Linked DNA regions of Homo sapiens: region 2 is linked to region 1. The links are chromatin loops, found by intact Hi-C in ENCODE. Cell type or tissue: B cell. All regions are shown on one strand. Links, peaks and the distances in the headings refer to the core of each region. The heading gives the core; the rest is flanking DNA. Region 1 has its middle 170 kb from the start of MIR1302-6. Region 2 has its middle 38 kb from the start of PRPS1L1.

Region 1 (15,655 bases), core at 4,241-12,240:
AATATTAATTTAATATCAACAGTGTAGAATATGGCATATTTTGTGATTGCATGGTAGGTGATCTAGTTTCTGAGATTCACTGATCTCTATTACTTTTTTGTCAAAGAGAACCTACTTTTTTTCAACTTTCATGCAGTACATGTACTCTGATGACTTTTCTATACATCTGTGTCCCCTGCTAAATAGCCTGAGGGTCCCCAAAACACAACCCACATTACTTTACCTATAACAGGGGCTCCATGATGCTTGCTAAGAATTAATAATACTATTAGCACTTATGGAATGCTTAATATTTTCCAAAGACTTTGCTAAGAGCTACTGGTATTGCTTGAGAGTATGAGCTCTGAAGTCTGGTAGTCTGAGCTTTTTAAAAACCTGGCTCTATCAGTACCAGCTCTAAACCTTTGGGAAAGTAATTTACACTCATCATTCCTCAAAGCTCCCATCCATAAAATCCAGATAATTTCTAGTTCATAACTTAGTCATGAACATTAAATGACAGTGTATAGAAGGCACTTAGTACAGTCCCTGGTATATTTAAATGCTGAACTTTTAAACTCTTATATAGTATAATCTCACAATAGTACCATGTAACACAGGAGGAACCTGGGGCTTGGAGATTCAAAACACTTTGCTAATGCTGGGCAGAGCCCAGGTCAACGAAATTCTATGGGACTCTCTATCAAGCAGGGTTTATACTAAGCTGCTGTAACAAAGAAACCAATTAATACAGTGTTGTAAACAACAGAGAAGTTTCTTTCTTGTGTAACACTTCAGGTTGGCAGGACCTCAGCAACCAAGGTTCTTTCCACCTTGCTGCCCTGACATTTCTAGAACACTGCTACAGCAGAAGGTTGACACTGGACCAAAACCATGTGAGGTTCCAGCCAGCAGAACGGGGAAGGAACATGGAGCCTAACTAACATCTTAAAGCACAGATCCAGAAGTGACACAAATTGCCAAATCACTCACATTCTATTCATAAGAACTCAGCCACATGGCCACACCTATCTCAAATGGGAACTGGAAGTCATAGTGCCTAGCTGGCCAGCCACGTGCTTAGGCACTGTTTCCATGGAAAAAGAAGGAATGAAATTTGGTAGTCAGCTAATAATCTTACCATGGACTCCAGCACCTATGCTTTTCAACGTAAATGTAAGAGTCTCATTCCGGCCGGGCGCGGTGGTTCAAGCCTTTAATCCCAGCACTTTGGGAGCCCGAGGTGGGCAGATCACAAGGTCAGGATATCGAGACCATCCTGGCTAACACGGTGAAACCCCATCTCTACTAAAAACACACACACACACACACACACACACACACACACACACACACACACACAAATTGGCTGGGCGTGGCGGTGGGTGCCTGTAGTCCCAGCCACTCGGAAGGCTGAGGCAGGAACCCGGGAGGCGGAGCTTGCAGTGAGCCGAGATCGCGCCACTAAACTCCTGCCTGGGCGACAGAGCAAGACTCCGTCTCAAAAAAAAAAGAGTCTTATTCCATAACTACCCATTTGCCATCTCTGAAAACTTAATAGCTTTATGCTAGTGACTTGACCATAATACAGGTGGGGTGAATTTACTATACACTTAATCTTTATATTAACTGGTGTTCTACCCTTTCTATGAAAAACTATCAATATTTTAATGGCTTCTTTATGCTACTGCATCCAGTAAAATCATGTTTTTAGGAAAAGTCATAAAAAAAAACAATTGACAAACAACACTTTATATTATATATTATATATGTACAAAATAAGACCTGAAGGAAAAAGTTACTTAACTGAGATGATTAACTATTGTTAACTAGTAATTCAACCAGTTAAAGAACTCTGGAAAAAGAAGATCACAGAAATAATATTTGTTTAATATCTGTCAGTATCCTAAGTGCCTAAAGTCACTCAAATGACTACTGAGCACTCCCTAGGCCCCAAACACTGTACTATAGACTAGACACTGTCTATGCCTTCTAGAAGGTTTGTTTCTAGCTTTACAGAATGACTTCATCATACAATTCCTACTGCCTTACAGACTAGACATTTAGATGAAGAAACTGAAACAAATGAAGGCAAAGTCAATTTGTTCACGTCTTCTAGAAAGTAGGTTCAAACTTTACATAAATTTTTTCCTTTTAGTTTACTACCACCTCACAAAGAAGGCATTATGGATGAAGAAACTGAGACTTGGAAAGGTAAAGTTAGTTTGCAAATATCACTGAGGTAGCTAATAATATGCTTATGTAAAAATCCAGATCTTCCTGGCTCCAAGACTAACGCCCTTCTTTGACACCTCAACCCTCATATCCAGCCACACCATACACAATAACAATGTCTTCACCAAAGGATAACATTGCATACTTCGTATCATCATCTGGATTCCTTCCCATTTTCTGACTGAGATGATGCATATAAACTACATATGCCAAGTAAGTCCCCTTCAGAACCACAATTAGAGAACTAAGCATATGGGCATATGTCACAAGTGTCAATTAAGTGTGTAAGATTACTAGCACTGACCCAAGAGTGCAAACAAACAAGTAGACTGGAATTATTATTAATCACATGTACATTTTCTACTTAATTGCTGTATGACTTGCACCCTTAAACTCTTCAATTTTCACTTAAGGAAATCACCAACTGATGGTAAGGCTGCTGTTCTTAACACCTGAGTATTTTAAATTTTTAAGAACCACACATATGACTTCAAAAGCAGTAGAGTCATTGAACATTTAAATCATTTAAATAAATTACTTGGTCAAATGCATATGCACAAAAATAAATAGATCTGAAGATTTATACAAGATCCATTTTCTTGAATTCTATGGTGATTTAGAGGGAATATAGAAAACACAGGTGTATTAAGACTTCATTATCTGAGAACATCTAATTAACAAGACAGACCTTTATCCACTGCATCATTCATTCATTCTCATTATTAAACATGAGTGTCTGGTGGGAGAAATGGGAAGCGAAGAAGCTGGCACTTCTCATTTGAGGGCAGATTTATTTTGATCTCTTGGTCTCTGTAGCAAGAGCTACAAAAAATATAACTGATTTTTTCTATACACATGCTTATTGTACATTTTTATATATGTAAATTCATACATTCAAATGCAGTAGGAGTCAAAGTTTTCATCTCCATTTCTGCATTTAAATACTTAGATAGTAATAAGAAAGAAAGTATTATGCTATCTACTATCCCAGTGGGACAGTAAATGAAACCTAAATAAGTCTCTGGAATAAAACAGAGGATTAAATCACTTTATGCAATAAAAAAAAATCTATAATGTATCTAGATTGCTTTTTCCTCTAATTATTTTCAGGTTAAGGTTAAAAAACACGACAACAATGTCCTGCTCTATCATAAAATGCAACTTCAACTACCATATTTAAATTAATTTGCTCCATCTGAGAATACAGACATTCTATCTTTAAATCACTTAGTCAATAGCTTCTGATATTATGACCTTAAAGTATTATTCTGATGCTTATATTGAGAAGCGAGAAGTTTCAATTGAGCAATTTAACTTGAGGGAATATTATTTTTTAAATAATTTCACACAAAATGAGTATAATAAGGTCATCAAAATACATTTGCAATAAACCTTTTATTTATAAAATTGCATTGCGGGAAAAAAAAACAGTGTTTTCATCCAGAGAAAAAAATGTTTGCATTTCTTAACTTCAGTTTTGAAGAAACAAATTAATTTCTTTAACTCAACTTAATAATTCTTTATTTGACAGGAGTTTTCTCAGCATGATTCATGAGGAATAGTGTGAGCTCTCCCTTATTATACTGTATTAACTAGAATCCATGACTTTAGGGGTTTCAACTGCCATTTCATAACCTTTAATACAATAATTATATTTTTCCTAGAAGTATTTTTTGTCAATTACATATACAAAATCATCTTTGTCTTCTAGAATATATGCAAAATTTATTTTCTAGCAAGCACAGACAAAATACGGCTTTGCTAGTTTTAATATAACCGGTCTGTTTATGTGGAATGGTGTGTGGTATATAGTTCAAGAACTTTAATGTTACATTTATTAAGATCTTTACTTATATTTAACTGGGAAGATAATTGCAAACTGAAAAACTAAGTCAATCTGTTCTTGTAGTATGTCTTAATTTTATTGTGATAAAAATAATGTCTACATATAATTAACATATTGTTAAACTGCTTTTTTTTTTTACTTATATGCAGAGACTAGGCATTATTCAAAATTTTTTAGTGGCTTATACAACCTGCTTTTAAAATGTCCTTCACTTCATTGTTTCTTCATGAAGGTATTGATAAGTCAAAGAAAACCTGACATGTATAGAAGAAAGCCTTCCACCAGGAGTGGAACCAATTAAAAACGGATCTTAACCCCTGTCATTCCTTGGAAAAGTCAGTATATCTAGAGCAGGAGCGTCCAATCTTTTGGCTTCTCTGGGCCACGGACTGGAAGAACTGTCTTGGGCCACACATAAAATGCACTAACACTAATGATAGCCGATGAGCTAAAAAAAAAAAAAAAATTTGCAAAAAAATCTCATAATGTTTTAGGAAAGTTTACAAATTTGTGTTGGGCTGCATTCAAAGCCACCCTGGGCTGCACATGGCCCGCAGGCCACAGGTTGGACAAGCTTGATCTAGAGAGAGGCTGCTGTAAGGGGAGGAAGACCTGAATTTTAGGGTGGTGGTATCTGAGTTCCTGGGAAAGTCACTTAATGTCTCTTAGGACCTCAACTGCTTCATTAACAAAAGGAGATAATAAAGAATATCTTGCTTGTCATGACAGTCTCTTGAGAAGCCTTCAAAATTTAACATCTTTGACTAAAATACGTAGCTCCCTGGAATCAAGAAGAGGAACAGTGCTTGCTTGCTAAGATGAAGGTGGATTGGTAGCCTTTTCTCCGCACTGCTTCAGATCTACATTGCAGAGCCCCTGAATGACTAATTCTGGAGATTTTCCTTTACCCCTCCGCCAATCATACTTTTCAACCAAGTTAGAATTTGTTCCTGCCTTCTTGAGCCAGCACCAACCTGTTTTACAAATGGCATCAAGCCATGCATTTCATTCAATGATAACCTTTCTTTCTCTAACCTCTCAAGGTGAACTAAACCTTTTTTTCCTGACTGTAAAAAATCAAATTATGTCACCTCATTTCAAGGAAAAGATCAGTAATGGCAGCCAGACCCAAAACACCATTTGTATGCAAAGAGAGTTAAACTGCTGGAAAAGTACCCTCGCCAGTAAAGTGTGGTATCATTAAACACAGACTAAATTTGAAGCAGAAGTGCTAGGAAAAAAAATATATCTTGAAATGTGATAGGGTCCATTACGCTTCTTGATGAGATTACTTGTCTCTCCAATACATTACCCAAAGGCGCTTACAAAACAAGGAATATATTACGTTGGAATTATCAGAACTTTTCTAAGTAGGTCAAATTTTGAAGCAAAAAATACTTCAAATTTTATGCAGTGTTGCAAAAAAAAAAAAAAAAATCTTAAGAGTTGTACAGCCAAGGTGCTAATCACTTTTTAAAATAAATTTTTAAAAAAATCTTACTCTTGCATAAACATTAAATGTACCACTTTACAATGCAGAGTCCTACACCTGAGGTTATTTACTGTCATCTTAATTCATTTTTCAACAATAAACTGAATTTTTATTATATAAATATCTTTATTCATTTGGAAACTCAAGAATAGTTGGGCTCCAAAATAAGTTTAAAATCTAACTCATCATTTTGAATCTAACAGATACAATCCTAACTATAAATACAGAACACTTTCCCTCCTACTTACTGGGTTTTCGTTCACGGTGTTGTTACAAAATCACAAAATGCTGATATGAAACTTTTAATAAAATTTCAGTTTTCCTATAGGTAAATTCATAATAACAGCTTTACTATTTGTTTTTATAACTTTTTATATGGGATATTTAAACCAACTCACAGCTATAGCTATATGACTAAGAGTGTCCTATGTAGCAACACTGTCACATAAAAATTGACTTAAGAACAGTCAATTCAAATACAAGCTAAACAAAGAAAGTTCATTGACTGGAAAGTAAAAACTTTTGAAAATTATCTCAAGTAAGAATTGATGAGTTCATGTCCTTTGTAGGGACATGGATGAAATTGGAAATCATCATTCTCAGTAAACTATCATAAGAACAAAAAACCAAACACCGCATATTCTCACTCATAGGTGGGAATTGAACAATGAGATCACATGGACACAGGAAGGGGAATATCACACTCTGGGGACTGTGGTGGGGTGGGGAGCGGGGAGGGATAGCATTGGAAGATATACCTAATGCTAGATGACGAGTTACTGGGTGTAGCGCACCAGCATGGCACATGTACACATATGTAACTAACCTGCACAATGTGCACATGTACCCTAAAACTTAAAGTATAATAAAAAAAAAAAAAAAAAACATAAAAATGTAGGTCTTACATTTCTAATGTTATGTTTATAAAGGTTAGATAAATATGGATCAGAAAAGTACTTGTGAAAATAAATAATAACAATATCACCCTGTTTAGCTTACCTCTGCCATGCTACCATTGAGCACCACTTTAGGTTCAGGCAGTGAAACCCCCAGTGAAGAAGCCATCTGGGAGTGAATATATTAGGCCAATCATAGTGTATTGTGAATTACTGGAAATAATACAGACTTGACACATTAGCATTAGTAAGTAGCAGGACTCTGAGAAAAACGAATTTAGAGCTGTAACATTTAAATGGCCTGTGAGAGAAGAAAGGGCAGAGTGAAATCCCCCAGGCACAGGCCTTAGGCAGGATGGAACGTCATTAAGGCTAAAAAGCATAGAACATTTTTGCAATGATTTGACACATTATCCAGACCAACTTCTTATTGTGAAGATGAAGAAATGTAGGACCAAAGAAACTAACAAAAAGGAGAATGGCAGCCCTAGAAACAAACTTTGTTGATGTCACATTTTTACCTAGCACTGACATTTACTGTGCCACTGGTGGTTCTTCTGATGACTAAACTCCTTTGGATCAGGACTAAAAACTGTGCCAAGTCTTACAAGAATTCCAAGCCAAACCATAACATCCTATTTACTGTCACAAGAATCTAACCTAGTTTAGAATGTTATTGTAGCATTCAAACATTTAACATGTTGTTAAAATTCCACTATGTATTTATGTATCCCCAAACAAGGTATGAAATTTGAGTTTTTAAATGTCTATGCCTGTAGGATGGATTGGCAAGGAGAGCAGTCAGAAAAATAAAACAAACTCAACAGCTATCTGAGAAATGCAGACACATGGACCAAAGAATTGGTGCAAAATTCTTTGGTCCACTCCGTTTAATGGCAAAAACCACAATTACTTTTGTGCCAGCCTAATAATCCCCTACCATAACATATATTGTAAAGACAGCCCGAGGAAGCCTATACGTGGACATAAAACAGTTTTTAATTAAAAGTTTTTTAAATAAAAAAGTTTTTAAATAAAAATAAGCAAAAGCCACAGCAAAAGCTTATAATGTGTTTTAAATACCACCATTAGCTATGGGCATTCCCTAAGCTTTTTGTCCCCAGGTTTCTTCCTTTCATGTGGCTTCAACTCGTACCTACACGGAAGTTTCTCAAATCTTCACCTCCAGCTCTACTGCTCAACAATGACGTCTCTAAGTCTCTATCTTGAATTGCCCAGACAGAGCAAGCTCTCAGATGTCCTGCTTCCATGGCAAGTACAAGTCTAGACAATAAACATGGCACTTCAATCTTCCTGAAAGAAGGCACCGCATACAAAGTCTGTCTCAGCCTGTGTGCTTCTTGTCCCCTGCCTCCTTCTGTGATTCTGTTCATAAAACCTCCATTCTAACACTGTGTTTAAACCACTGTCATCTTGACCTTAGGCTCCCCCTTTCTCCACAGAGGCAGACAGTCACAGAAATGTCTACTTCTTTCTAATGGTGCCACTGCCCCCGCGCTTGGTGCCAAGCCTCAAAGCCATGTGTCTGCATTTCTCAAATAGCCATTGAGTTTGTTTTATTTTTTCCATGGCTCTCCTTTCCAATCCATCCTACAGGCATAGACATTTTAAAAACTAATTTCATACTTCGTTTGGGGATACATACATATGTAGTAGAATTTTAACACAAGGAAACAAGAAACAAAATATTTAGAATTGTGTTTCTCCTTGGCCAAGAGGGGAATTCACAAAGGAGGTTTTATTGATAATGGTTAAATTCCATATCCTGCGTTAGTTATAGGTATCTAAGAGTTTATTATAGTTACACACACACACACACACACAAATATGAGCTATATGAATTATGTTATAATCAAGAGAAAATAAAATTTATTATTTTTAAAGACGTAGATCTTTACAGGTTTAAAGAAAATTAATCTATTAAATGTTTAAAGTATGTTTTAATACTGAAACTTCTCTAAAATGCACTTCAGCATAGGAACTAACTTTGCATAAGGAAGCCAGTTCTGCTGTAAGAAGTCTAACATGCACTGGGTGGAGCACTGTCCTCTATTTTTAACCACATAAATAAATTCTATTGAAAATTCTGCAGAGGTAATTCACGTGAGTACACAATACTTTTATTTATTCACGTTGTTTTTTACAAAGAAGTTTCAAGATAAAAACCAAATTCAAAGATCACTTACTACACAAACCTACTGGTAGACCATGAAAAAAAGGCAGTAAAGGATCTCCCACTCTCCTGCAGAAAAATTCTAGTGAAGATCTACTATTGCCAAGGCACTGAGCAGGTCTGCATTAGTCTATGTCAAGGTTTCTCAGCCATTGACATTTGGGGCCAAATAATTCTTTGTTGTGGGGGGTTGTCTGGTGCATTATAGGATATTCAGCAGCATCCCTGGCCTCTTCCCCCTAGATGCTGCCCCCTACATTACCTGCTGCCAGCTGTAATAATCAAAAATATCTCTAGACATTGCCAAATGTGCTCTGGGGTACCAAACTGCCCCCGGTTGAGAACTACTGGTCTACGCAAATGGTTCCCTCAGCAATGGTACCTGGTAATCTTGATATTGGGAATACACAAGAAGAAAGTGCTGATTTCAAGTACTTTTGCACTTCCAAGGAAGTAAGTTTAGACCAGCATAGTTTATTACTGCTTCCTTGTATACCATACAGTTATGTAAAGATAGAAGTAAGATAATTTCTAAATATACTGCCACTTGGGAAAATAATATGTCTCTTTTATTGTCTTCATATATTTATTCAATTAGTCAACAGTAAAACTGATTAGTCAGTATGTTAAAATGCAATGCAATTTTAAAGAAATTATATTTTCTGCCTGTTTACTTTATGTCAATGAGCTCCATGATACCAATTCCATGGTATTTTTTGATTATTTATTAGCTCCTTAGCATTTGACATGGATAATCACTCCTTTCTCCTGAATATGCTATTTTCTTTTGTTTTCCTTAAAAACTACAACTTTCTTGTTTTCCCTTTTCTCTGACCATGACTTATCCACCTCCTTTACTGGCTGCTTCTCCTCTGTCTTCTAAATTTTGGAATTTCCAGTGGTTAAGTACTGGGCCCTCAGCTTTTCTCACTTCATCCCATCTCTCTGAGTGATCACATCTATTTCCATGGCTTCAGTTAACATCTACATGACATCTTATGCCTACTTGACATCTTCCCTTGAATGTTTCAAAAGCATGTAAATTGAGAAGTCCAAGCCTGCTTTTTCCAATTTGCCCATCTTCACACAAGACGTCTCACTAGACCCAGTTGCTAAACACCATAGGATCATAATTGATGCTCCCCAATGACATCCAATTGTTTACCAAGTCCTATTAATTATACAGTATTTCTCACTCTGTCCACTGCCCCTACACCCCTGACACTGTTTAATCCAAGTGGCCATCATTTTTGGACTAAGCTATTGAAATAGTTTTCTAACCTATTTCCATGTGTCTACTCTTGCTCTTCACGAATCTATTCTCCACTCTGCAACTAGTTTAAAAATATTATTCAGGTCATGCAACTCCCCGTGTAAACCTTTCAATCACTTCTGATTGCACTTGCACAACATGCAGCTGCATAACATGACCTACTAGGCCCAGCACGATCTGGATTCTGCCAGTACCTCTAAGCAACTTCCCCACTTTTTACATGTTTCAGCCATGCTGACCTTTACTCTCTTTCTCAAAGAGGCAAAACTATTTTCCATTTTGTCATATCCAGTTCCCTGTGACTAGAAGCATCTATGCCATTCAGGTTGTTTAAAGTTAACTTCATTTGAGAAACTATCCTTGATCCCCCAAAGACTATAGGATACGCTATATAAATACTTAACATGTATCACATGTTAAATTAATACAACACCCCTAGCAGCTCAGTATCATTTTACAGGTGAAGAAACCACGGAATAAGAACATTAGTTAAATACCCAAAACCAGAGGGTAATGGGCTTTGAACCATGATTCTCTAATCCCAGGGTCTGGGATTATCCATACACACACACCCTCTCTCCCAATGTAGACAGTACAATGTAGTTAGAATATATTTTGTGAACTATAGCATCACTTATTTCATACAACTCTTTTTCACCCCAAACCTGTGAATTTTCTGAGGGCACAAACTGTGATTATTGATTTCTGGATCTCCAGCAGGAGATGCTAAGCAATTGTGAATAAATGGACAAAAGAACAAATGAAGACAGAATTCATCTCAAGGGAAAACAATGCTTTATCTATTCAAGACTTTTAATACATTTTATTATTAAAATTTAAATTGATTATTAAGTTAATAATTAAATCAAGCATTTAAATCAAGCACTAATGTTTATTGATTTTTAAAACTTATTAAATGTTTACATTTAATAATAGCAGTGACATAATGCATTGACAAATGTTAAAGATCAGGATAGAAAACAATCTGTAAACATGAAGGCACTAGTACGCAGTAATCCCGTGGGTGACCAACCCCACCAGAAATTACATTACTGCACAAAGAAGTGGACACTGACAAGCTAAATGGCACTCTGAATCTGTCTCTAATGACAGACAAATACAGAAATTTCCGACCCTAAACCATGCTTTACAGGTTGTGAATATGTTCTTATGAGATGAAGACATTAGAGACAAAAAGAAAAAGAAAAAAACCAAGATGATGGAACAATTCTGGAAGATGGTTTGCAGTGGCCAGTACTAAAGAGCTGCTCTGCTTTCTCAAAGGTTTAAGAATCTAAGAATGCCCGGTGTGTGATGTTCCCCTTCCTGTGTCCATGTGTTCTCATTGTTCAATTCCCACCTATCAGTGAGAATATGCGGTGTTTGGTTTTTTGTCCTTGCGATAGTTTGCTGAGAATGATGGGTTCCATATATAACAAACCTGCACGTTGTGCACATGTACCCTTAAACTTAAAGTATAATAAAAAAAAAAAAGAATCTAAGAATGTGACATAACAGTGACCCTTCCCACTTCACTCCCCCCAACACTGGCAGCTGCAATTCCCTTTATCCTTTTCTTTTTCTGCAAAAAGATCATATGATTTCAAATCTCTTCCAATATTTTTATAGGTAAAGCTTGGCTGATTCTGTCAAGATGACAAAAGTACTGTAGCCAACGAAGGAAAAATGAACGATTGCAAATTGTATCAGATTGCCTGATAAAAGGCAAGTCAATCATTTATGTCTGATGTTTGCATTTTTAGCTCTAAATTTTAGACCATGTCCCCTTGAGTGAAGAAAAAAAAAAATTTAAAACACCATTACTCTATTGGAGGGGAAAAAAAACTCCAAAGTTGTGAAATTAACCTCTCTCTTCATTCACACATTCAGTTCTATTTTTGCAGTTGTACCCGTAATGTAAAAGATAAAGCACTTCAAGTCAATTCCAGGTTTCTAAAATGTCTGACTGTGCATGTCCCAGTTCTCTTCAGCACCTCCCAGAAGATTCAGCCAATTTTTATTTCTGCAGCGCATCAATGTTTATCATTTGTTTTACAACAGCACTCCATGTTCTCAAAAACTGACTTAGATATATTTCACCCTCCTCTACAAAAACTCAAGAGAGACAAATGGCCTTAAAAACAAAATCCACCACTGAAGCATGGTTAATTTACTAAAAGAGCATTTCTTTTTTTTTACCTGTCAGTTCAATATTTACTTTTTACAGCGGTAACTCCACACCATCCCCACCCGCCTCTGTATTTGTCAAAATTTATGACAAATTTCCAGCTTGTAATTAGGCATTCTGAAAATACACTGTGGGAAAACTATTACTAGAGAAAAGGTTTTCCATTCAGCTTGCTTTATAGGAATACTGACGACTTTCATCTTCAGGAAGCCTAAGAGCAAAACCACGGATGCATTTCGAGTGCACATGTTTGAACAAACCTATTTCTTGTGGACAAACGCTCTAAGAAGTCAGACAGACTTGGAACAAAATCCTGGCTGTCCCTTATGAGCTGGGTAAGTAGCTTAGCTTCTCTGCACCTTAGTTTCCTTTTCTATAAAATGAAGATATTAATATTAAGTATTATATAGGGATATAGGGAGGATTAAATAAGAAAACCACATAGCACAGTGCCAGGTGCATTGTAAATGCTCAATAAATGACAGCCATTACTATAGTATAGAAAAAAAATAGCTTAGGGAAGGTCCTCACCATCCATTTGTTGCCATCCTCAGAATTTCACCATTCTCATTAGCAATGAAAAAAGTATCTGAGCAACTTGCAGCCCTGGAAGACCTCTACATCAGAGATGGATGCATAAGAGCTCAGATATGAGGCAGCCTCTAAGGCCCAACAGTGTTGCCTAAACCCAACTGCAGCGCCCCTCCAAACAGACATTAGAGGAGTCCATGAAGCCCATGACAGGGTCTTTTCCATTAGATCTACTCCTTGCTCTGTGAGCTTAGACCAATCTCTACTCCCTCATCCTCAAAGTGAGAGGGTGGGCAAGACAACCTCAGATAACTTTTGTTTGTAGAGAGAATTAATTCAGAGCTGGTGGGGGAAAGCAAGAGCAAGGAGTTTTCCCAGGGTGCAAAAGCAAGCAAGATATCTCAATGGAGACTTTTCCTAGCCTGGCATTATAAAATAATCAGGAGAAAAGCAATGGTCAGAAGACAGCCCAATATGCTCAGATACAACCTTTGGCTTTCTGCTTGGACAAATCACAACCCTACCATCACTCTAATAATTTTGACCAACAGTTGTAGGGCTAACAAACAGTGAGCACTCTATGTTCCCAGCAATTTTCTGAGTCTTGGCATGCACTGGTTCATCATCCCTCATGCTCAGGAGATCAGTGCTATTGTATTCATTTTTAGGTGAGGAAACTGAGACACAGAAAGGTTAAGAAATTTTCTTAAGGATACTGGATTGTGACAGAACCAAATTTGACCCCAAACAGTTTGGCTCCAGAGACTACAGTCTTAATATCTACTATCCTCTACTCCTGCTCCCACTGGTAAAACAACCAGTGGAAACTCACTTGTGCTTTCTATGACTCATAATTCAATTTTATGTAATAATATTTCTCTAAACTTTATATTGCTGAGCTGGTATGAGCCTTTAGGAAACTTTAGGCCTCTTTTATTTAATGTTCACAATAGGCATATTTCAAAATGCTGCAATTCAACTAGATTGAAGGAGGGAGTGTACCACAGAGGTGTGGATTACACAACCTGGGCTCTGAAGTCATAGCTGTTGAAGCTATGTGATAGATGCATGGGAAATCTCTATACTATTCACTCTATTTTTGCTTGTGTTTGAAATTTTTGATAATCAAGGAGTTAAAAGCAACAAACATTTTCAACCACAAAGAAGACAACAGAAGACTAAGCTGTTTCAGGATCTAGGCGGACATTCAGCTTCAGTAGATAATGCCCCTGCTGACAATTCCGGGCTAAATTTCAAAAAATCAGAGTACAGGAACTTATTCATCAATATTTTTCCTAATTCAAGAACCCTCTCCCCAAAATACTTTAGTCTTGTCTATCTGAAATAATAAAGGCATTCTCAGAGTTGAATTTTTTGCTCAATGTAATTTTTGTTGTTGTTGTTGCTACTGTTACTGATTGGAAAACCTTTTGCTTCCCTCCGCATGACAAGTTTATCTTTCCACAGCCTACAAGTTATTAAAGACGATTTGCAGAGTCAGACTTAAAAACATCTACCCCACTATCTTTTTCACAGTTCTCTTAAAAGATTAAAATAAAGAAACTTACCCGTTTTGTTGTGCATTCCCTCTTTGCCAAAGTGTGCTGTGGTTTCGCAAACTAGCTCAGTCCTTCTGAACTTTTCTGTATCCGTTATAATATTAAAGAGCCACAAGGAAGGGAAGTGGTTAGTCAACTTGCTAATTTTATCAGTCCCTCCCACTGGTTAAATAGTACCTGATGCTACAGATGCAATATCAGTTTTCCCAACTCATTGCCCTGCTACTGAACGACTTTATAAAGACTGCATAACTTGGGGGCAAAGACAGTTACTATAGCTGGTATGCAGGCATGAGAGAGTTAATGAATGAACATTTTATTACTATTAATAAGAAGCCTAATAGACTACAGAAACCAGCAATTCAACAGAATGAGGAGGAGGAGGAGGAGAAGGAAAGAGAATGTTTGTCAGCTCCATACTCTAAGTATACTCAATTTGGGTAGGAAGGGGAGTGATTTTTTAATGCAATCAGAGGACGTGTGGGAAGTGGCTGGTGTTTCATTTGTTGATAAATGATTCTGCCCTGGAATGGATCCAATTTACCGGATATAGAAACTTCCACAACTGGGGGCCCTGGCTCTGACGACTTTCTTTCTCTGAAGCTTACTAATTAAAACACAGGGCAAAGTACCAAATGTGTCCCTCTGAATGAGGGAAAATTAGACATCCTCTGAAGAAGCAGCTATGAATTGTTTCTTAGATGGAAAGGCCTGCGGTGAATGAGAGGAAAAAGAAGAGGCTGAGACCGATTTTAATGAAATAAAATGATTTTGCTGTTTCAATCCCACTCCAAAAGATTTCAACATATAAAACACTGTCACTCCAGAACCCTAGATGATGCAATTTTCTGAGCTACTTAAATGGGTGCATTTGAATTAAATCTGGAGTACTCACTTTGAAGTGCCTTTCCCACCATATCTAAGGATTGTGGCATTAGAAAAAAAAAGTCTGAAAACCAAATCATCCTGAAGCCTCACTAGCTCTTGCTTTTGATTGGCTAGGAAAATGTTTCTTCAAAGAAATTCTAATTTTTAAAATATATTTACATGTGGTAATAGTTTCACAAAAAGAGTTAAATTTGGTAAGCTGAGGCAGGTTGAGGAAACTAGCAATTCTGTCATTGATACCCTTCTTAGTATACCCCCAATGCAGTGATACTTAGCTTATAAAATAAAGAAAGGAAAAACTTTGAAGACTTATTGAATTTATTTTCCACCTCCTAAGTCTCTTTTATAATTAGATCTAAGAAAATGAAAATCTAAGTACTACACTGAAGGGAAATACAAGCAATGCCTTGCTCTGAGATCTCTCCAATAGTTTCTCTTGAAGAACAAAAACTGCACAATTCTAAGCCCCCAAGGTCATATTTTTATATTTGGTCTGAGTTTAAGGTGAGAACAAACACCTGAAATCAATACTTCATAGTCATGACTCTGGCTTTAGTCCCTCTCACTTACATCT
Region 2 (15,655 bases), core at 4,887-12,886, 230 kb after region 1:
CAAATCTATAATCAGCTTACATTGCAAGAAAAGATTTTAAAATCTAGATATATATTTATATGTATATGCCTACATTTATACATGTAATATTAGTAGGTGAACTAAATAAAGCCCGTATCAGAAAATAACATAAATAAGTTTTATACCAATTAAGTTAGAGGAATAATGTGAGCAAATAAGTACTATTTATGGGCTGTTTTCAGTGGATTTGAACTAATCATTAGGTTATATTTCAGCTCTAATATAATATTACCTTATGACATAAAATATAAGTTCATGTTGCCTTGTGAAGTTGGAATGTTCAACCAGCTGGAAAATTTTATATCCCATATGAAAAAAATAACATACTAAATTTAGGATGCCTTTTTGAAGGGATCCATTTTTAGTCCTTTTAAGAGTTAGGGTTTGCTAAGCTATGAAATATCGAAATGGTGGCTCAATCAAATTAAGTTTTATTTATTTAATTTTAACGTAAGAAGTCTAAAGACAGGAAGCTGTTGATATTGATTTGTGGTTCAAGGATAGAAGGCCAAGGTTGATAATTTTTGTGGCCTTTTCTTTTTTTTTATTTTATTTATTTATTTATTTATTTATTTTTATTATACTTTAAGTTTTAGGGTACATGTGCACATTGTGCAGGTTAGTTACATATGTATACATGTGCCATGCTGGTGCGCTGCACCCACTAACTCGTCATCTAGCATTAGGTGTATCTCCCAATGCTATCCCTCCCCCCTCCCCCCACCCCACAACAGTCCCCAGAGTGTGATATTCCCCTTCCTGTGTCCGTGTGATCTCATTGTTCAATTCCACCTATGAGTGAGAATATGCGGTGTATGGTTTTTTGTTCTTGTGATAGTTTACTGAGAATGATGATTTCCAATTTCATCCATGTCCCTACAAAGGACATGAACTCATCATTTTTTATGGCTGCATAGTATTCCATGGTGTATATGTGCCACATTTTCTTAATCCGGTCTATCATTGTTGGACATTTGGGTTGGTTCCAAGTCTTTGCTATTGTGAATAATGCCGCAATAAACATACGTGTGCATGTGTCTTTATAGCAGCATGACTTATAGTCCTTTGGGTATATACCCAGTAATGGGATGGCTGGGTCAAATGGTATTTCCAGTTCTAGATCCCTGAGGAATCGCCACACTGACTTCGACAATGGTTGAACTAGTTTACAGTCCCACCAACAGTGTAAAAGTGTTCCTATTTCTCCACATCCTCTCCAGCACCTGTTGTTTCCTGACTTTTTAATGATTGCCATTCTAACTGGTGTGAGATGGTATCTCATTGTGGTTTTGATTTGCATTTCTCTGATGGTTTTGTGGCCTTTTCTTAATTAAATGGCGATTACAGGTTCAGCCATCAAACTAATTCCTAGACAGTAAGAAAAGACAAGAGGAAAATATAAAAGGGATAGTACACGCATCAGGAAAACAAGGGCTTTCCCAGAAGTTCAACATACTTCTGCCTAGTTCTCACTGGCCACAACTATGACACATCATCAATGCTGTCTGCAAGGAAGACTGGAAAAGAGAATTGTTTCTTAATTATTTATTTATTATGTATTTTCCCAGCCCCCATACTAGAGAAAGATAAGGGAAAGAGGGTTAGAATGGATGAGTGAATCAACTTATAATATCTTCCATAGTCCTTAAAGTTAAGTTTCCTAAAAAATGTTGTATTGACTGTAATAGGAAAATTTTGTTATCCAACGATTTTTGAAGAATGTGCTTTGTTACAGAATTTCATAGAGTTTCAGACGTTCATTTACATGATTTCAGTGACCATATCTAACCCATCTAGGTTTTACAAATGAGGAAGCTGAGATCCACAAATTCTAGCTGACTTGCCCAGTCCAGAATTAGTTATTCCGGAACCAAGAGCCCACTCTGATTTATCACACAGCTTCTGTGTTAGCATCCTCCTCCCAGTGTAACCCCTGTCCATTATGCCTTTTCTGTGTAAGTACTTTTAAAAAACAGTTTTAAAAAGAGAGAAGGAAAGAAAAGCGCGCGCCCCATACTCTAACTTATTTCCATCTTCTGAGCCAAAATTCCAAATACATAGCAAAGATGTCTCAATATATTGGTATGGTTTTGATTAATATGAAAAGACAGTTTTACATTATAACCCTCTTTTGCTGCTGCCCCCATTCTAAACCTTCTGCTGTTAACTTTGGAGTATTATTTCTGAACATTAAGAATACTGGAATGAACCTTCCTTTACTAAGGATAATTGTAACTGCCTATTCAGGAGTACAGTCTCATCTGTAACTCCTTGGAGCTGTCTGAGAAGACAGGATACATCCACAAAATAGTCTTAAGAAAATTCAAGCTTAGAAAAAAAGATTAATTTTGAGAGCAGTTAAAAAATATTTGTTTTACAATAGTTTTGATCATTAAAATCTTCAGTCATGTTCTGTTAAATATAATTGGAAAACAGAAATTTTTCTTAGAGTTTATTTTTTAAATTTTAATCTCTAGACTTTATTATGTAACAAGCTCTACTAGTTATTTATAAATTCCGAATTTTTATTTTCATGTAATTCAGGAACATTTAGAAGGCATTAAGTAGGCCGGGCATGGTGGCTCACGCCTATAATCCCAGAACTTTGGGAGGCCAAGGTGGGCGGATCACCCGAGGTTGGGAGTTTGAACCAGCCTGGCCAACATGGTGAAACCTCGTCTGTACTGAAAATACAAAAAAATTAGCTGGGCATGGTGGCGCATGCCTGTAATCCCAGCTACTTGGGTAGCTGAGGCAGGATAATTGCTTGAACCTGGGAGGCAGAGGTTGCAATGAGCCGAGATCGCACCATTGCACTCCAGCCTCGGCGACAAGAGCGAAACTCCATCTCAAAAAAAAAAGAAAGCGTTAAGTAAATTCTCATCATGTCATTGTCTTTTAAAAAAAATAATTCATTGTAATGTGGATTTGTGTAAAATATGTAAGCTTTATTTATTCTACGCTAAAGAACTCCAATAAACAGCTTTTAAATGGTCTCGGTCAGCAGGTAATTTTTAAAAGATAAAATACTAAGATTGTACAGCTACATTCACACAATTACCATGTTACTCTGAACAGAGTATCAAGAAATAAGACAATGGTGGAACAGAGCAGAGGATACCATGGACTTGACTTAAGGGTAGCATTGCTCAGAGGTTTTTTTTTGAGATGGAGTCTCACTCTGTCACCAGGCTGGAGTGCAGTGGCACATCTCGGCTCACTGCAATCTTGCTCAGAAGTCTTTTACTGGCCAAGTGGGCAAATTTGCTATGAAAGTAAAAACATGTCTTTACAGATATTTCTGTCATTAAAAAGTAAACATAAGCAAAGACCTGCAGATAGACAGTGAACAAGTAATAGTCTGACAATGAATTCTGATGGCATGAGGAATGTATTTGCTTTTTAAAAGTTATGCAAAATTACGAACACCCCCCCACACACACTTTAAAGGTTTATTTTATGTTCATGAAATTGGTCCTTGGCAGGTCCGCTATCAGTCTCTTCTACAATGTCTCTATTCCAAGGCCTAGGCACATAGAACATAGCTATCCTGAAAGTGCATTCTCATAATCGAGGAAACAAAGCTATGGTGGATGGGTGCACTGGCTCTAAAAGCTTCCAAATGAGAATTACATACATCTGCTCTGCTCATATTTCATTAGCAAAAGCAAATCATTTGGCCATGCCTAACTTCAGTGGAAAGAAGTATAATCGTCTCATGGGGAGGAAGTTCAAGTAGTATTGAACGTATTGTAATATTTATTAAGGATTTCCTATATACAAGGCACTAGACTAGGTGCTAGCACATAGATGATCTCATTTAATTTTTACAACCCTACGATTTGGGTACTGATAATTGTCACTGTTAAAGAAGAGGAAATTAAGACAGAATAAAGTTGACTAGTTAAATCTCACAGCTAATGAATGAATAATGAAGCCTAATTCAGACACAGACAGTCTGACTTTGGGGCCCAGCTCCTAACAAATTATACCGAAGTAGCAACACAAGGGTCTACTGCACAGTTTATTGAATGCAGAAGGCAAAAGATGCAATATTCAGAAATATGAGCAAAACAAAGGAAGCTCATAAGACTTGAGCACTAAGTCAGCAAATCTTGGTAATACAAATATTCAGTAAACTTGATTATTTGCAAAAGCAATCCAGACCTACCTTGCAACATCCATAATAGCACAGAAAGAGGCATTCCAGGGAAATGAGGCCAAGAAGGCCAATAAGGATACTGTCAAACAGATATTTATTGAAAAAGACCAAAGACTAAGACCCAAGAGGACTGAAAAAATTAACCAAGATGTGGATCCCCGGCCTTTCAGGGATCCCTGGTTAGGAAGAATTTGTGGTCAAAACTAAACTCATACTGAATGTTTCTTTACTTACAGGTGTCTATATTAAAATGTTATCTTAAATCTTAATTTAGTAATAGTTTTATTTATAATACATACTTGTGACATTCTCAAATAATGCCATTTTATCAAATCTAAAATTTAGTGGATATTGCTCCCAGCGAAAATAACAATCAGAACCATCCTAAACATGGTCATTGGTGTTGTGATCATCATCATCACCACAGCTAACATTTAATGAGAGTTCATAAGTATCATATGTTTCTCTCTATTTGCATTATCTCAATCAACCCAAATAATAACCCTGTGAGAAATGTACAATAATCAACATGAGGTAACTGAGGCTTAGAGGGATTAAGTAACTTGCCTAAGTTCACAGAACTGGTAAGACGTGAACCAAGATTAGACTCCAGGTGTGTCGGACTCTATGCTTTGGCTTTCACACTGGTGCTTAGGCAATTCCTTCCTTTGTTCACTCCCGAATGAGTTAAGAGAAGTAGGCAGGAGGATGTAGAATCAAGCCCAAACTGATACAATTACATGAAAGGTACATGGGATTAATCAATCAGTTTATTTTCCAAACCCAAAACTTTACTTTTCCCCCATTTTCACTCACATCCATCAAAATAGAAACAATATGATATTGATTATATTCTAGTGCAAATACATTGCCGTTAATTTTGTCACCTTAAGCAGGATAAGCTTACTGCTGTAGCTATAGAATCGTTGCTAGGGACAAGTGTGGACACACTAATATGTGAGCTGCTACCAGCATTTCCAGCTGCTCGAGTCTACTCTTTTCCTGCTCACCCAAATCAACCCAGTCCTCTTTCTCATTTGTCCTAACAGGCCCAGTTGCTGCTGCTGCTTCTTTCTCAAGCTATTCAACATAAAATTGTTCAGGTATGCAAGTGGAACTCAGTTATCCATAAACTTATTAAATAAAATGCTGCATATTTCTTTCAGTCCTATTATTCCTTGGTTCTAATCCTGGCCCTCTGATATACTAACAAAGGAGAAAGTTTTTAAAAATTAAAAATTAAGTTAGACTTTGAATATAAATCACATTCTACAGTAAACCACTTACCTTGAAAAGACAAGTAGATGTCTGAATGGATAAAGAAATGAACACAATATTGACTGAGCACATTATTAAATGTGTCAATTCATTTTAGATTCCAATCTTAACTGTTCATTTATGCTCAGCTCTTCATCATTTGTAGCTTTGTGTAATCAGTAATCAGTAAACGGGTCACATTTTCAGTTTAATTTCAATGTAGTTTCAGTTTCATGGTAATTGGGTCACATTTTGCAGTTTAAAGAGAATTATTTCATTCATTCTCTTCTCAGTCAGCCCAGATGGCTGACCTCTGCAGACTGCATCACCTGGCTTCCTTGCCTTTGGGCACCTGGTTGGGTTTGGCCAATGTGAGGCTCAGAAAGAGAGGTCACATATTATTTAGTACCACCACTCCCAGCTTTGTCTGCTGGGCCACAGCTTGGTAGTGACTGCATGCCTCTTCAGCTTGAAGTTTCCAGAGCTATGGCTCTTACAGGGTTTGTTAAATTGCCCTCACTTCTCAACTCTTCAGACCTAGGGATACTAAGGACTTGCTGCTATTGCTGCAAGAATACCAGAAGTACCCAGTTCCTAGGTACTTTATTACTTGTTGACTATTTTAAACCTTGCCTACACCTCTATACGTTGTCACTGAAGCCCTTTTTACACCTTTGATTACACCTTTGATTGTGCTATCTGTTTTTCTGCCTGGACTATTATATAGGCTAAAACCACCTGTAATAAGAATAAGTCTTTAAGTCAGTCAACCGCAAAATATTCTGACTGGGGCTACCATGTTGCTCTATCATCATCACTAGAATGAGATTGGATACCTGTTTTAAGGCACACCAGGCAGCTCACTAAAGCTTAAAATTCCAAGGTTTCCCGAGAATGCTGGATTTTCCCACCTAACTGCATTAAAGGTATCTAGGACATGCTTGTATTTATCCAAGCTTTAGTCTCACTGGCCAGGGAAGAATCACTTTGTGTGTGTGTGTGTGTGTGTGTGTGTGTGTGTGTGTGTCTGTTTCAACTTAATTATGAACATGTGTATCTTCAATGCATATATCTAATACAATAATAGTAGTATCAATATGACAGGTAGAGCATTGCAAGGAGATGGATCCTTCACTTAAAATAGGTAAATTGTGGACCAAAAAGGAATTTGTTTTTGAAGTACTTGTCACAGAAAAGCATTCTTTCCATTATAGTGTGTTATTAGGGGCCATGGTTGAAGAATCAATAATTCTATCAGTCTTCAAAAGAGAGTGTCAATACTCCCAATCAGGCAATTTTAGAATAGATGATCTGAGACCATAATTAGGCATTAGAAGAATTGGAAAAACAGAAAATTTCAGATTTGAGGATATCCACTACATATAAAGAGGAAAAAAATGTGCCCATAAGGTTATTTTATTAGCATGGTGGTTCTTATCAAATCTACTAAACAACAAAAAAAAATGAGCTTGTTCGGAAAAAATAGATCAAAATCATAAACAAAAGTGATCTTTAATGAGTTCAAAAGTAATCGGCAAAATTCAGATGATTCAATGAATGAGGACTAATCTCCTAACTCAGTAAGGAAAAGTTTAAATTAATTCTCTCAGTTTGGGACTGTATTTCCATATTATACCTCCAACCTTGGTATTTATTTGTATTTTTAAGGTAATGTCTGTATTTTACCTCTTATGGATGCATTTATTTTTATGCTTTAAAGAAAATGACTTTCTCTAGTTGAATCCAGAATATTGTAAATCCCCAGTACCATCAATAGCATCTTCCTACTCTTTTTAAAGAGATTTTGATCTTTTGTTCTTGAGCGAGAATGTTCTAGTGTCAGTTGAAAACCCTTGAAAAACATATTTCAGCAGCTATATTTTACAGGGTTTTACTTACTTCATAACAGTTGCATACTTTAGTGCTTTAAAAATCATTTTAGATTGGTAATATATTTCTTAAATATGTATCCTCTTCTCTCCACTGCCCCGGGGTTTGTTCAGACCTTTCCGTTTAATACTCAAAAATGAAGTGCTACTTTCCCTAACTCTTTGGCTGACTGGTAAGAAAGGCATATTTTGTCATCTTTAAATATGAAATGCATCCATAATTTTAAAAATATGTTACTTTATAGCCTCACAAAGACTGAAGTAAAAAATATAGGGCACAGGAGACATAAATTATGTTTTCTGAGAAAAGCTTACTGGGGAAAATATTCTTTTCTGCTTGTTTTTCTCACTTAGAAGTTTTAAAGGGATGAAGCAGCTATTTCCTCAGAAAGGAGTAGAGAATTATAGGACAACTGATAGGCTATCTTCACAAATCCTTATATTGAAATGCTATTTTAATATATTTCATATGGAATTATAGCAAATCCTCTTTTCTCCTATTTCAAATTGATTTAACCTCAATAGTAGCCAAAATATTAAGCTAAAACAGAATACTTTTGAAGACTAATTCCTATATTTCATCATTATGACTTTTCTTCAATTTTATTATAAACTTAGTGTCTATAATGGAAAAGTTTAACTGTTTGAGGGTACTCTATTTAAAACTTTGAGTTAAATGTAGTGGATTGAACATGTACTTATCTTAGCTTCCCCTAAAACCCCATTAAAATGACAGTGAAGATTTTTAAAAGCATAAATCCATGAAAATATAAAGAGTGAGAAAGAAGATGAGAACAGCACAATTTTAGAGGCTGGAAAACAAAACGGATGAACGTAACTGACTTAGAAGCCAAGAGAAAGCTAAAATCAGAAGTTAGTCAACCCACAACTCATGAGTCAGAAGTAACGGGTACCTGTAAAAGTGGAATCGCAAAGGGGCAAGAGTTGAAATAATGGAAGGAAACCCTGGACAATGTTTCACATTTCAAGTTCTCAGTAGCCACATGCAGCTAGTAGCTATGGTATCAGACAGTGCTGAGTTATATATACTGGCTCTGGGAATTTTCATTCGCCTTTAGGAGATGACATAATAGTGGATCGCTGAATGGCTAGGGAAAGTGATGAGACATATATGCCCATTACATTGGTAACAAGACCACATGGTGAGCTGACTTGAAGTGTCAGACCCCACTTGGCACTGTCCAGTTGATGCCCAGACTTTAGGAATTTGATTAATATGCCCTGGCATGGAATGAGTATGATCCTAGAAATCTTGTAGTTTGAGGATAGCATTCTCTTAAAAGAGAAGAAAAAGGTTCATTCTGGATATTTGAAAAATGAGATGCTTAAGAGGGCAGAATTTGAACATAAAGAACATAATAAAGGCTGGGCATGGTGGCTTACACCTGTAATCTCAGCACTTTGGGAGACTAAGATGGGCTGATTGCCCGGGAGTTTGAGACCAGCCTGGACAACATGGTGAAACCCATCTTTACAAAAAAATAAAAATAAAAAAAACAAAATACAAAAAACAAAAATTAGCCAGGTGTGGTGGTATGTGCCTATAGTCCCAGCTACTCGGGAGTCTGAGGTGGGAGGATAGCTTGAGCCAGGGGAGGTCGAGACTGCAGTGAGCCAAGATCACGCCCCTGCTCTCCGGCCTAGGTGACGAGAGACTCTGTCTCAAACAAAACAAAACATACACACAAACAAATGACGTAATAATAAAGACCCAGGATGTGTTCATGAGGGTCCCCCAATGAGAGGTTTACCATTTTGTGCTTCTGCCCTTTACACTATGTGTTCAATCACATTTGGTTGTAATAACTTCTGTTGCCTGCAATGCTTCAGTAAGTCTGATATATCCTTGTAGCTTGGTGTGGGTGATATTGTAGGAGAATAAAGGCTTAGGACAGAAAGGGAATGATGCCTACCTATCATAGAGAGCTGTACAGAGCCTCCTGCTGGGAAAAGGCAGTATTGCAGAGTTCCCAGAAATGACCAGCCACAAAGAGAGGGATTGAGGCAGAGAGAGAAGATGAGCTTTTGGTGAAGTCACAACAAGGCCTCAGCTGACCCCATGGGGAGCTCTGAAGCTGGGACAGTCCTTCCAGATGTCCTGAGTTGGAGTGAGGGAGCTGAGCCACTTTTATCCTTAGTTCAACCAATTAGATGCAGGCTGGCCATAGAAGGGGGCATGAATTTGGACAAAAAGACTCCCTTCCACAGATGACATTTCATCCCATCAGCTGAGAGAAGAAGACCCTCAGTTCTGAATGGAAGATTTGGACAGCAGAGTACAGCATCCACGAAAGTGGAGAATACTGGTATATGGAAAAGTGTTAAAATTTAAAAAATACAGATTATATTCAGTTATCCAGTGATACAGATTTATATGGCAGGGGAAGAGAGTTTGAAAATAATTATATTAACATGAATAAGAAATTGAATGGTAAAAATGAGTATAAAGATTGTGAAGATATCAAACTTTTCTTGGCATTTTATATTCCTCTGTATGGAAATTATGACCAAATAAAAATAATACCTTTTTATCCAATGTTGTAGTCTTTATCCAGACGTGAGAAAAAATGTGTATTGATTTGGAAAGTCCCCTCTCCAATACCCAGTCTCTGTCTCTCTCCCTCTTTCTGTTTCTCTTTTTCCGTCTCTTAAACACACATATGCACATATACTCTTTTAAAGAGACCTGCTTTGTTTGGCAGACACTTGGATGAGAAGTGTGTTGACATGGATGATTGGCTGCTTAAAAGACAAATGAATTAGAGTAGAAGTTGCTAAACTGCTTTGTGAGAAAAGTAGATTCGGTTAAATACAGGGAAAGGTGGAGGGTAAGCAAACCTGAAACTAGAAATGAATCGTTTGGGTGGTAAGGAAGTTTCTTTGAGATAGTAGGGGATCCGGGGAAGAGAATGGAGGTGACTGCTGGTGGCCCAAGAGGAACTTTGGTGGGGGAAGAACAAAGAAGGAAATTTTTATTACATTTTATCTGTGTAGTATGCAATGTCAACTTTCTCATCTCTCAAACCACAAAATCTGCAATGCATTCTTCATTATTCACCAATACATTATGGAGTTGAATATTTTCTGTTCTGCTTCATTTTGTTTTATTTTGAGCTGCAACAAGTGTGAGTACTGTCTTCTAGTGGCCTTAAGGTTAGAGGGCTTAGACTGCTCACTGGTAACCAGCTGCACTTGGCAACAAATGTATTTATAGCCAAGGTGATGGTAAAACTGGAAGCTGAAAATAGAGAAAATGCCTGTGTTTTACATTATCATTAGACCAACTTCAAGTATGTCAAAACACCTAAAAATCAATCTATTTGCACCATCACCATGAGAAAATACAACTGTATTAGAACTGAGAATTTGATCTGGTGAGTACACCAATCTTATCACTTTAAATACCATATATACGTGGATGACTTCCAAATGTATATCCTAGCCTAGATCTCTCCCTTCATTCCACGTTCTGTGTCTGCTACCAGACAAGTCTGCTGAGATGCCCAAACCTGGCATCTAATTTTCCATCTGCAATAAAGTTCCACTTAACAATTATTTCCCTCAGTTAATAATTAACTCTAAGCTTCCATCTACTCATGCCAATAATTTGGATTCATGTTTGACTGCTCTCTTTCTCTCACAAGTGATATCCAATCCATTAGCAAATCTTATTAGCTTTACCTTCACGAAATATCCAGAATCTGACCACATCTCTCCACCTCCACCATTCACTCTCTAACCATCATTACCTGGATCGTTGCAACATCCTCTTAACTGGTCTCTCTGCTTCCAAGCTTACTCCACAGCTTATTCTCAACACAGAAGCCAACACAAATAAAAGCCACAGACTTAGCAATGGCCTACAAAATCCCTAGATGATCAATTGCCCCACTGACTTCTCTGCGCTCATGTCTTATAGCTGTCTTTCATTTTCCACGGGTCTGACTGTCCCTTGAACATGCCAGACACACTGCTTCCCAGACCATTTGCGCCTGCTGCTTCTTTTGCAGGAATGCCCTTCTCCCAAATATATGCAAACACATCCCTTTTAAAACATTAGTATTTACTCACAAGTCACATATTTAAATTTACAAACCAGCACCCCCCATTCTGTCACTCCTTATTCCCTTCCCTGCTTATTTCTATGGTACCAATCTCCACCGATGTACTGCATTTTTTACTTATTTATTGGAATACTATATGTCTTCACTCCATTCCCACTAGAGGCAAACTCAACAAAGACAGAGATTTTTATCCTGTTCAGTATTGTATCCCTAAGTGCCTAGAATCATGCTTGGCACATAGTAGGCATGCAATAAAATTAACTTAATAATGAATTTAACAAATTAATTTTACACTAGGAATGTTTGAGAATGTTAATGCCTTCATCTTGATTTTTCTTTTGAGAATTTTATCATGTTTCAATCTACGTATCTTTTCATTGATGCTTTACAAATAGGAGAGTTTCATTTGGCGATTTCACTTTCTAGTATTTTTTTAAATCCAGTCTGCTCAGGTTTGCTGTTATGAGGCAGATTACCTGCTGAGCATAATTTTACTGTGAGTATATGCAGGAGGCAATACAAGAGATGCTTATGATACAAAACCCCAAATCCCAACCCCTCTCTTTCAGTTCATTCCTTGTGGAAAACACAAAGTTGCATATAACGTTTCTAACAAAATGCAATCATCTGGGGAAGGTAGAGTGGAAAAATAAGTGGATGGCTTGAAAGAAAAACACTGGAAGTTGCAATTTGCCTTTCATAAATTCACACAGTAAGAAATTCACCTGAAAATGGAAATTCTAAAACAACTAGAAAAAATATATGATGTTACAAACCAAATCTTTGTTTTTCTATCTCTTCTTTTGTGCAAGTGGCTTCCATTTTCTGTGATTTCATCCCCCAGAAGGGACTGTCTGCATTGGTAAATACACTCCTGGGACCCATCTATCCTTCCATCCCCATCAATTGGGAACACTTAGTGACTGTCCACTGCTCATACAAGATACTGTGATGCATTTTTTAAAAATTTTTTTAGTATACTTTAAGTTCTGGGGTACATGTGCAGAACGTGCAGGTTTGTTACATAGGTATACTCGTGCCATGGTCATTTGCTGCACCCATCAACCCGTCATCTACATTAGGTATTTCTCCTAATGCTATCCCTCCCCTGAACTAGACAATGCCTTCCTTAATCTTTTTAGTTTTTCCAGTTGGAATGGGGAACATTGGAAAGACAACAATATCTCGTGAATTCACACTCCACTAAAGCTGAATTTGTGATAAAGAAGGCCAGACTAATGTTTATGCTATCTCTAAAGAAAGTCTTTGTTTTTGCTTTTTGTTATTGTTGGGTTGTTTTGTTTTGTTTTTTCCTTTTTAGACAGAGTTTTGCTCTTTCACCCAGGCTGGAGTGAAGTGGCGTAATCTCAGCTCACTGCAACCTCCGCCCTCCAAGCTATTCTCCTGCCTCAGCCTCCTGAGTAGCTGGGATTATAGGTGCCCACCACCACACCCGGCTGATTTTTTTTTTTTTTTTTTTTTTTTTTAGTAGAGAAGGGGTTTCGCCATGTTGGCTAGGCTGGTCTTGAACTCCTGACCTCAGATGATCCACCAGCCTTGGCCTCCCAAAGTGCTAGGATTACAGGTGTGAGCCACTGCACCCAGCCAAGAAAGTCTTTGTTAAGTAGATGAACACTTTCACAAAATTTTATGAAAACTCTTTCAACTATTTTAGGCCACTACTTTCAAGTACCTTTAAGCATTTAAGAACACTCACTTAAACATGGCTCACTGTTATGCTATTTAGAAATAATTTTTATCTATTTACTAAAAGCAAGTCAGTAAAATACATCTAAGTCAACTTTTCCTTCAGACCCAGTTATGGTGTCTTCTTTAAAAGAGGAAAAATTGTAATTATTTTCAAATATCATATCAAGACATCAAAAATTTAGTTGGGGTTTTTAATGCTAAATATAAATTGAATGCTTTTTAAAATACTTGTAACAAATTTTAAAACATTCTTGTAACTAACTTATATAGAAATACATACAAGTGCTCTGTAGGCAGTGGGAGAATGGCAAAATGAAAGAAAGAAAGAAGAAAGAAGGAAAGAGAAAGAAAGAAAGAAAGGAGGAAAGAGGGAAGGAAGGAAGGAAGGAAAAAGGAAAGAGGGAGAGAAGGAAGAAGAGAAAAAAAAATCATAAATTTAGAGTTAATGACCATATGCTTTATCATTATATGTGAGGTAACTGAAACCAACTATGTTATAACTATAGACTACACAGCTGTACAATCAAAGCCACCTGTGAACTGGTCCTGTCTTATTTAATTCATTCTCCAAATAAAAATATTTTGTGTACTTATTTGGTAGTATTATAAATTTTCCCAAGATGAAGACCATGCAATTTGCATATTTTGTATCCCCAGTGAGTATATTGATCTGGACATGGCACATACTTAGGACTTATCATCCAAGAAAAGCAATAGACTAGGAGTCAGAAGTTTTACTCCTAAATCTTCTACTTAAAATTTTTGGTCAACAGCATAGTATAGGTGTTTAAGAGCTCTAGATCTCCATCCTTGGGTTCATATTCTGCTTCCTTCTCTTACTAGCTCAATAAGCATGTCATGATCTCCCTGCCTTAATTTTTTCATCTGTAAAATGGGGGCATAAGAGTTGTAAATACTTTATAGGTTTTTGCAAAGATTACATGATTGCTGGCCTGGAAAGCTCTTGGTACTATGCCTGGTACAAAGTAAATGCTCTATAAATGTTAGTGCCAACTTTTACTGCCATTGTTGTTATGAATGTGATGTGTATATGTAACTCACTCAACGTCTCAGTGTTTAGTTTCTTCGTGTACTTTGTGAAGGTACACATCTGCCCTCCATTCAAGCCAGTAATGTCACCAAGGCTCATGGAAGCAGGCTGGGCCCAATCTGAGCTGGAAGAAGTGTCTGCACACTCAGTCAAGTGGTAACACAAAGAAGGGAACAGTCAGTTGTTGCCCCGGAAACCGAACATGGAGATAGACCCATGCTAGAAGAGCAGAGCAAAATAGCAGCTGATACAAGGAGAGTATAAAATGACCCAGTCAAAGTGTGGTGAGTTATGGGTAATTAGTTCAAGGCTGAGAAAGGAGCTAATCCTCAGGTTATTGAGTGTTCACTCTGGGGCTGTGTGGGTTTGGGACCTGTTTTTAAAGCTGAAGGTAGAAGGAGACAGCAAGTAGGATGCCTGAATCTCCAATTTTGCCTGCTCTACACCTCACTATCCAACCTTTCCTGCATTCCCTTGCTGCTTCTTAGCTGCTGACTGCTTATTTTGTTCTGCCTCCTTCATTCTTGGTGCATGAACCAGTTTGCCTTAGCCTTCAATTCTTTAGCTATGCTAATCTCCCAGTTATGCTAATCTCCTCCTCATCTTGGCTAATTCATTGACAACGATCAGGAACACACTTGTCCAGGCTGCAACCGTCTTCTACACAGGACCCAGAAAATTGTATAAAATCAATGAACATTATAAAATTAATTTTTAAAAGCATTTTATTTTACATTCTGGATACATGTGCAGGATGTGCAGGTTTGTTACATAGGTAAACTTGTGCCATGGTGGTTTGCTGCACCTATCAACCCATCACCTAGTCATTAAGCCCTGCATGCATTAGTTATTTTTCCTGATGCACTCCCTCCCCCTGGCCCCATCCCTGACAGGCCCCAGTGTGTGTTTTTTCCCCTCCCTGTGTCCATGTGTTCTCATTGTTCAGCTCCCACTAATAAATGACAACGTGCAGTGTTTGGTTTTCTGTTCCTGTATTAGTTTGCTGAGAGTAACAGCTTCCAGCTCCATCCATGTCCCTGCAAAGGACATGATCCCATTCCTTTTTATGGCTTCATAGTATTCCATTATGTATATGTACCACATTTTCTTTATCCGGTCTATCATTGATGGGCATTTGGGTGGATTCCATGTCTTTGCTATTGTGAATAGTGCTGCAATGAACATACACATGCATGTATCTTTATAACAGAATGATTTATATTCTTTTGGGTATATATGCAGTAATGGGATTGCTGGATCAAATGGTATTTCTGGTTCTAGGTCTTTGAGGAATCTCCACACTATCTTCCACAATGGTTGAACTAATTTACATTGCCACCAACAGTGTAAAAGTGTTCCTATTTCTCTACAGCTTGATAGTATCTGTTGTTTCTTGCCTTTTTAATAATGGCCATTCTGACTGGTGTGATATATTTCATTATTGTCTTGATTTGCATTTCTCTAATGATCACTGATGTTG

The links. A loop is a pair of places that touch in the nucleus more often than their neighbours do. Peaks named below come from ENCODE experiments on the same cell type or tissue, not always from the same donor. Only the 100,000 strongest peaks of a DNase experiment are listed, where the experiment ranks them.
Region 2: it touches region 1 in a loop (2.4-fold over the local background); 8 of 110 quality-filtered maps call a loop at or near these places.

Annotation. Positions count from the first base shown.
Region 1 is chr7:18,289,063-18,304,717 of GRCh38, reverse strand. It overlaps a transcript of HDAC9 not described here. Among named protein-coding and RNA genes, the nearest start is that of MIR1302-6, 170 kb to the right of the region's middle. In B cell, for the core only: a CTCF peak has its summit at 8,463; a DNase peak (open chromatin) is centred at 8,517; H3K4me3 peaks cover 4,039 bases; H3K27ac peaks cover 4,559 bases.
Region 2 is chr7:18,058,082-18,073,736 of GRCh38, reverse strand. No RefSeq gene overlaps it. Among named protein-coding and RNA genes, the nearest start is that of PRPS1L1, 38 kb to the right of the region's middle. In B cell, for the core only: CTCF peaks have their summits at 9,088 and 9,288 (motif pointing left); a DNase peak (open chromatin) is centred at 9,296.